Regions from separate parts of the Homo sapiens genome. Here region 1 is linked to region 2. Evidence: read pairs that join two places in POLR2A ChIA-PET (ENCODE). Cell type or tissue: PC-3. All regions are shown on one strand. Each heading gives the region's core, and the rest is flanking DNA. Links, peaks and the distances in the headings are about the cores only.

What was found. Peaks named below come from ENCODE experiments on the same cell type or tissue, not always from the same donor. Only the 100,000 strongest peaks of a DNase experiment are listed, where the experiment ranks them.
Region 1: POLR2A ChIA-PET joins it to region 2 with 5 read pairs; 2 of 35 experiments call an interaction of 5 or more read pairs at or near these places.

The regions. Positions count from the first base shown.
Region 1 is chr2:177,417,174-177,421,580 of GRCh38, reverse strand. AGPS (alkylglycerone phosphate synthase) reads right to left here. Exons shown (of 20, transcript NM_003659.4): 2 at 1,223-1,312. Among named protein-coding and RNA genes, the nearest start is that of AGPS, 27 kb to the right of the region's middle. In PC-3, for the core only: no CTCF peak of the experiment used is centred there; no DNase peak of the experiment used is centred there.
Region 2 is chr2:177,516,853-177,521,259 of GRCh38, reverse strand. The region is part of intron 17 of AGPS (alkylglycerone phosphate synthase); the gene reads right to left. Among named protein-coding and RNA genes, the nearest start is that of IFT70B, 34 kb to the left of the region's middle. In PC-3, for the core only: no CTCF peak of the experiment used is centred there; no DNase peak of the experiment used is centred there; H3K27ac peaks cover 723 bases.

The DNA of each region.
Region 1 (4,407 bases), core at 133-4,132, 100 kb after region 2:
ACACAGATAATATTTATTTTCCTAATTAAAAAAAAAGTCAAATGTACATCTTCAGAACTTCATTAAAATTACTTTCAAATTACTATTCCTGAGGTTTTATTTTAGGTACAAAATATTAATGTCAGAAAAATAGAAAAATTATTAATACATTGCAATGAAAAGGAAATAAATAACTTCTCCAAAGGAATGAAACTTACTTTGCTGATATTTTAATATACTGATATAGCACATGTTTTAAAAACATTAACTTAAGTATAGTAATGTCCAATAGATATTAAATCAGGGTACAATACTGGAATAGACTCATAATATATCTGATCCAATTTTTTACTTAGTCTCAGTTTCTTTTTATTTTTGGTTCCAGCATTTAAGTATTACATATTTGTACTCACTGCCCTTTCAAATGTATCAAAATTCAACAGACAAACCAAAAACAGAGCTTTGGCAAAGGCAGTATTGCTTAAAACCAACAAAGAACTCGTTTTACAATTCTGACCATATCTAGAACAAACAGGAATAACACAAATATCCTTTAGAATTCTTTTTAATATTTTTCCAGTTTTACTGAGGTATGATTGAACCAATATGCTTTGTAATTCTTATCAACAAATAACCACATTTAAGACATAGAAAAGCTATCACAAAAATGACTGATCTTTCCCTATCACTTCTTTCCTAATTTATCTCAGAAGCTAATTTTTTAAAATACTATTTATATTCACACAGACCTAAAATCATTCACCTTTCATAATAACCCACACTCCTTGTAAATTACCAGATTTAAATATGAAGCTACTTTCAAAAAACTGAATGGCATGGGAATTGGGTGGTGGGTGGCTTATAGACATTATTTGGATCCTGACACAAATAAACTACCTATAAAAGATGTTTGTGAGACAACTGGAGAATGTGAATATGAACTGGATAACTAAATAAAAATTTTTTGCTATTTTGGATATATAATATTATATAATTGGTTATATTAGGTCCTTATTTTTTAAGACATATAATATATATATACACACACACAAATACATATATTTAGAGGTGACATGACAACATCAGAATTTGAAATATTACCAGGAGACAAAAAGCAGTTATGGCAAAATGTTGATAATGTTTAAACTCAAGGAGGAATCATTATATTTTCATGTGTGTTTAAAATTTTTCATAGAAAGAAAGAATTAAAGGAGGAACAAAAGAAGAAATAAACCAGGGTTACCTTTTCCCAGTCAATTCAATTTGGCCCTTCTTATTGAAGATGAATTTAGAATCATTATATCCCCATCCATTCCATTTCATAACTTCTTGCCTAGTGAGAAGAAAATATATATAAGTGAGACCAATGCTAAACATCTTAAAACTGTACAGTATATCATTGATTATTAACTCACAATCATCTAAAATACCTTATGCCCACAAATATTGTATAAGGTTAAATAAAATTAGCACACATTAAAATGTCCATATACTAATATTTCTGAATATAGAATCACTCTGATGAGCAGCACCTGCTTCACAGAGGGCTACAACCAATAAATTTAATGCATTCAAAGGAAGAAATAAAAAGTTGCAAAAAGGAAGAAGATATGCTTAAAATATAAATGTCTCATTTTGTACATGTTATTGGGTTTACACTGTAGAATGACCTAAAAAGCTTTGCAATTAAAACTAAGGAAACAAAGTTTTACACATGAGAAAAAAATCATAATTATTAACCTTCTGCTACGATTTTTAAAAAAAGACCAATTTACCAAGTAGACTGACTAGTAGTAGACACAATAAAGTAGATTAAAAATCTCAGTGCTGGGTTTACATTCTAAATTCTTCAAATTCCATATAGCTACCAATCTCTACCTTGACCTACATATTGTAACAGTTAATGGCCATACTCACTTTCAATATTTCAAAATAACATGCTATTTTTAATTTCCAAAATACCAATATTTCATAACATGCTATTTTTAATTTGCAAAACACCAATATTTCATAGTTGTAAAAATCCTTATTTATCAAAATCAATGGTTGAATCATTCAATTTTGCACATCATGTAAGAATAGATAGGTCTGGACCTGTACAAAACATAAAAAGCAATCATGCTGAAGTATTGCATCACTTTTTATTACATGTTTTGGCATAGTACCCTAGTTTGATCTTGGCTACTGAAATAAATTGGTGGTGAGTCTTCTTACTACAAATTCAACTATGCAGTTTATGGTGCAAATAACTTAACAAAAACCCTTTTCTATCTTGAAAGTTATTTGCTGCATTAAAATTTCAAAATAAAGATGCACGCATTAGAAAGTGTTCTCTTATTCTCTGTAATTCTCAAGAAAGAAGAAAATAACAACTGACAAGCAAGTTTTTTTATTACAATCATAATTCTTGTTCTAGTTCAAAGGCTTTTCAAACAAATGAACATGAACATAATACAACTAAGCCAGATACAGGTAATTAATTATGAGCTGAAATCTCCATCTATACATAAAATTAAGACAAAGAAACTAGGAATGCTCTGTTTACAACTATGATTTGCTATTAATAAAAGCTACAGTCCCTCTACAAAAACTTCAAAATATCTGAAGAGTATCAATCCAGAGACTGGATTTGTAGATTAGTTATAAACTAACACCAAATATTTTTTCTAATCCCATAACATTCCTACCTCATTGCAGAGAGAGATTTTGGAACGGAGCTTTTGGAAAAATCTCTATGGAGAAACATCACGACTAATGTTACCAGTGACACACACATTTTCTTAAGATTTTACTTTTTTTTTTTTTGGTGCCAAAACTTGGGATTGAACCATAAGATTTTCACATTCTAAAAACAGATTAGGATATTTTCCACTTTGCTTTTTTTCATGATTAAATTATCTTCACTTTTATGAAGTATAATTTACTTAGTATTTTCTTATATTTCAATAATCAGAAGGATAAATGTATATTTTAATACATTAACATCTTTAATGGCTTATAATATGCATAGATTTTATGTGATTGCATTTTATTAGTGAATTTCAACATTTATTATAATTCTGTTCTCTACAAAATAGTAATTTGGTATTACACAAAATAAATGCAAAAATCTCAAGGCAAGGCACAAGGAAATCATTTCAGTACAGAGGTTGAATCTGGCATGTTTATGTAGCTTAACAACGAAAATCATTTTCCTTAAAATTATCCCTAGAATTTAAAAACTTATCCCCAGATGGCCCCAAAGTAAAAAGCTAAACTTGGTCACATGGGTTCATTCTTAGCACTTCATGAGGAAATGAATCAAGATAGCAGGAAAGATCTGCTGTTATACACTATAAAATGAAGGGATTTACATCCTGAAGAGTCTTTGGCCTTAAATTTTCAAGTTGGGTAATATTCTAAAGAACTTCCAAATTTTCAACTGTAGGTACCTTTTTCTCTCTTTTCATCCCAGTCATAAAATTGGGCTTATGAAATGGACTTTACCATATTTATATCAACTTTTGGAGTCTTCTCAGAAGTTGAATGTAGGCATTTGGAATGCATTTATACCCAAAACAGGATTATGCATAAATCATATACAATTAAAATCTAGATTACCCCCAAACCAATCTTCTGATATCTTCAAGTACCCCAGGTGTTAAATAAAAAACAGGTAAATTTCCCAGGCTTCTAGTTTTAAACTTTTATGTACACATATTCTAACCCCATCCCCACCAAATTACTAGTATATACTCTGATAGTTAAATATAACTATATGATTAAATTTTTTAATAACTTCTTATACATAGAAGTATTTTGAACGGTATTACAGCATAACATTTTAAAATTAGAGTAAAACTTTATATAGTCACAGAATTTGAAAACTAAAAAGATCCTCAGAACCCATCCAGTTCAATTGCTCATTTTTCAGATAAAGAAACTGCCCAGAGAAGCATCCCTGGTCACGCAGCTAAGTTAGTTGTGAGTATCCAAAGGCTGACTTCCAGTCTCATAATTCTTCCTCTTCAGAGAGGCAATAATATCTGAAACCCATCTAAGTCAGGCTGTCAGATAACCAGAATATTTGAAAGAACTCATTTTTTGATTTACATCAATACTGTTTCAAGAAACTATTACATGTTACTATAGATTGAGTATCCTTTATCCAAAATGCTTGGGACCAGAAGTGTTTCAGATTTCAGATATTTTTCAGATTCTGGAATATTTACATATACACAATGAGATTTCTTGGGGATGGGACCCAAGTCTAAACATAAAATTTATTTATGTTTCATATACATCTTATCACATAGCCTGAAGGTAATTTTATACAATATTTTTAATGGTTTTGTGCATGAAACAGAGTTTGCATACACTGAACTATCAGGAAGCAAAGGAATCACTATCTCATGACAGTGTTCAAAAAGTTTCCAATGTTGGAACATT
Region 2 (4,407 bases), core at 254-4,253:
AAACAAAATCCCCACAGGGGCTTTAAGTTAAGTGAAATCAGATTTAACATCTAGAAACTGAAAGTCAAGACGACCCAAATGATTAGTTTAAGATATAATCTCAGTTTCTTCCCAGCCTCTACTCCATGGAAGGAATACACATTGGCTTGCTTTAGAGTTGTCCGCCAAAACAGGTGAACTGAGGACGCAGTGCAAAACAAGAATTTTACCTTCACTGAAGTACCAAATTAGTCAATATTATAGGTACATATTCAATCTTTTTCATGTCTGTCCCATGTTACTAAAACTTCTATTGGGAAATAACCCAAAAACTTTTATACATTGTATCAGAATTTTATGATGAAATGCCATTTTCACTGATTTTATTGTTTTGTTATCTAGAAGTAATGAGAACTATCAGCAGCATGTGTGAAAACAATATATATATAGTCAGGTAAGCATGAGTATTCATTGTTTTAAATTGCATAATCAAAATGACATTTAACAAAATTACTTAAAAACATACATATCTTGACAATAAAAGTAACACTAACTTTTTCTCTTTCTGCTATTTAACAAATTTTATGCACAATTAAGTTCTTCATGTGACTTGTATAAGACAAAATTTGAGGCACTTCCATACTACAAATAGTACAACTCCATTACTTTTCAAGAGCGTGTTTTCCTGCCAAAGGACCACACAATGAGCTCCATATGTGCAAGTGAAAACTACATTTTGTACTGCCACAGTAAACAGATGGGATGCAAAACATCTGCCCCTTGAAAAAGGCAAAATTAGACTCAAAACAAGAAACCTGGTTCCTTTCATTGGCTCCGTCACTGCTGAGGATAGGAACATGAAATGCATAGAATACATATGGACATGCAAACACTGACTAAAGTCAATTTTCATTATTTAAAAAATCCATATTGATAGAGAATGGGCAAATTATAATCTCTTCAAAGTACATTAAGTCCTCTTGTCAGGCATGTGAATCAGAGCAACTGCATCTTAAATAGGAGCTGGGTAAAATGAGGCTGAAACCTACCTACTGGGCTGCATTCCCAGAGGGTTAAGCCATTCTAAGTCACAAGATGAGATAGGAAGTCAGCACAAGATACAGGTCATAAAGACCTTGCTGATAAAACAGATTGCAGTAAAGAAGCCAGCTAAATCCCACCAAAACCAAGATGGCCAGGAGAGTGACCTCTGGTCATCCTCACTGCTACACCTACACTCCCACCAGTGCCATGTCAGTTTACAAATGCCAAGGCAACATCAGGAAGTTACCCTATATGGTCTAAAAAGGGGAGGCATGAATAATCCACTCCTTGTTTAGCTTATCATCAAGAAACAACCATAAAAATGGGCAATCAGCAGACCTTGGGGCAGCTCTGTCTATGGAGTAGTCATTCTTTTATTCCTTTACTTTGCTGATAAACTTGCTTTCACTTTGCACTGTGGACTTGCCCTGAATTCTTTCTTGTGTGAGATCCAAGAACCTTCTCCTGAGGTCTGGATCATCCTGGGACCCTTTTCCTGTCACACTCTGGCAACAATACTATGAACTCATCATTTGTTTGGATTCTCCTGGCTCAACAGACTTAAAGATTCTGGGTAGAAAAAAAGCAAATCACTGCAGTTGAGACCAAAACAAAGACACTGTTCAGTTCTGGCTATAACTTTAAAAATAAATGACAACAAAATAAATATCAATAATATTTTTTTCTACACAGATAATTTAAATGCACTAGAAGAAACTCTTCTAAGCTGTATATAGCCAAAATATGACATAGTCTAAAGATACAGAATGACAAACGAGATTGAAGAATGCTGAGAGAACATAAAGACAGACACCATCAATTAGCTTATGCAGCTTAAAAATCAGTCTATACAAAGAATAAGAAAATTGGGATAGGTCGGATTGGGAAAAGTGTTCTGGAAAGGCATACCTAAATGGAGACTGACAAAGAAACATAAGATATTGTTCTAGGTAAAACAAATGCCAATATTACTAAGATATAGGAGAAATCAACCAGGAGATAACAAAGGAGAGTAAAAAAAGCTAGACATCCATGAGTAGAGGAACCAGATGAACAAAAAGATTAAGGGAAAAAAGCAGGGAAAAATGAGCTGAAAATAACTACAATTCTGACATCAGGAATAAGAAAAACCAAAGAACTTGAGGAAGAAACCAATATCAAAGGAGCAACGGCTATCACTGCTGTGAAAGCTTGAGGAGATATACCTTCACTCAGCACCAACTCTACAGAACACAGACCCTCTGTGGCCCACAGACCTGCTTTTCTTTCTCCCTAGGCCTCATATCTTCTCACCTTTCTCCCTAGGCCTCATATCTTCACACCTTGCCTCAATCACTGACTCTTCCTAAGTATGTGCGCCCATTTTCTTCCTCTTCAAAAACCTACTTTCCCAGATCAAAAGGACACAGAAGCCAACTTAAAGAAACTCCCAATAGCCACACTGGGAAAATCTGAGCAACAAAGTGAATAATGACAATAATGGCTATATTCCAGACAATAAAATGTCTATGAGTCCCTACTGATAGACTCATATACAGACAGATAGATAGTGGCAAGGGGTGGGGGGCGGGCAGAAAAAGAGAGGAGAGGAAAGCTCTTCTTTACAGTGAATTCCAATTGATAAATGTAAAATGAATGATTAAAATAGAAAATCACCATTTACAAGTATCACAATTATAACTGCTGTAATCAAGAATCAACAGTGGGATATTGATGTGATTAGGAGATGATATAAGAAACAGGATATTTGCATAGTCTCAAAGTTTCTCCCCATAAGGTTTTTGGGTTTTTTTTTCTTTTGAGATGTAGTTTTGCTATTGTTGCCCAGGCTGGAGTGTAGTGGCACTATCTTGGCTCACTGCAACCTCCATCTCCCGGGTTCAAGCGATTCTCCTACCTCAGCCTCCCGAATTGCTGGGATTACAGGCGCCTGCCACCACACCTGGCTAATTTTTTTGTATTTTTAGTAGAGACGGGGTTTCATCATGTTGGCCAGGCTGGTCTCAAACTCCTGACCTCAAGTGATCCACCCACCTCAGCCTCCCAAAGTGCTGGTATTACAGGCGTGAGCCACTGTGCCCAGCCATAAGATATTTTTTTAAATACAATGGGGAAAAATAGTAATTGTAGAGTGGAGAAACCTGGCAGGTACCACCCTAACCAAGTAGTCTAAGTTAATGTCACCAATAATGAGACTTAATAAATATCATGCTTCTTCTGAGATGATCTACCATGAAGAGCACTTCACTATCACTTCTGAGGTAATCTTGCTGAAATGTGTAACTTGAATTTGATCACAAGAAAACATCAGACAAACTCAAACTGAGAGATGTTTTACAAGATAACTGGCCAGTATTCTTCAAATGTATGAAGGTTATGAAAGATAAAGATATCAGTAGGACAAATGATAAAGAAAGGTTTGTGAGTTAGGTAATCATATTGAAACAACACTAATTTTTTGGTTTTGATAATCATACTATAATTACATGAGATATCAGCATTTGAGGAAGATGAGTAAAGGGTACACAGGAAATATTTGTACAATACTATTTTTTTTTAAGTCTAGTTACACCTCCCCCAAAATTAGAAATTTAAAAGCAATGTAAATGTTTTTCCAATTGGCCCATCTCCATCAAGAGGGATTCTTTTTTAAAAAACTAAGTATACTGCACTTAAAGTCAGTCACTAAACAGACCAGATGAAACGTGGTGATCAGTTAAGTTTTCCAAACTCCCTCGAAGTTAAAAGAAATAAGTATGAGATATGAGAATTAAAAACTAAGAAATGGGAGAAATGCCCAAATACCAAATATGATCAGACTGAGTGAAATATAGCATCTTCACTAAGTTTACATTAATAATTAGTAAGCCTTTGGAAAACAAATAGGATGATTGTACCAAATGCAGTGACATAGCCTTAAAATACTATGACTCAATATTTATACATGTTGAATGTGTATATACAAAAGATATCAAGAATGTTAGATTATTAAATCATATATATAATATATATCTGAGCTTTCAAAATGCAATTAGGAAAGCATTTAAAAGGGAGGTAAGGTAATCATAGTCAAATCTCCATATGCAATTTACAGAGGCTCCCACAAAGAATTTAATTTAACAGAAGGAGCAAATGCAGAGGAAATACTCTTTTTACTACACAATACAAATAGAATCTAATCTACAATTTTAATCGCATTTTAGGCCAAATGTTAGGTGCCTCAGAACAGAAGAAATGAACTGTTTAACAATGCTACTGTCAATTTGCCAGCTGTGTTTCTCTTCTAGTGTTAATTCACCCTCATAAAAAAAAGATCCCTTGAATATTTACATTTTAAGTACCAGATATACAAAGTTTAAGAAACAACGGAGAACCATTTTAACT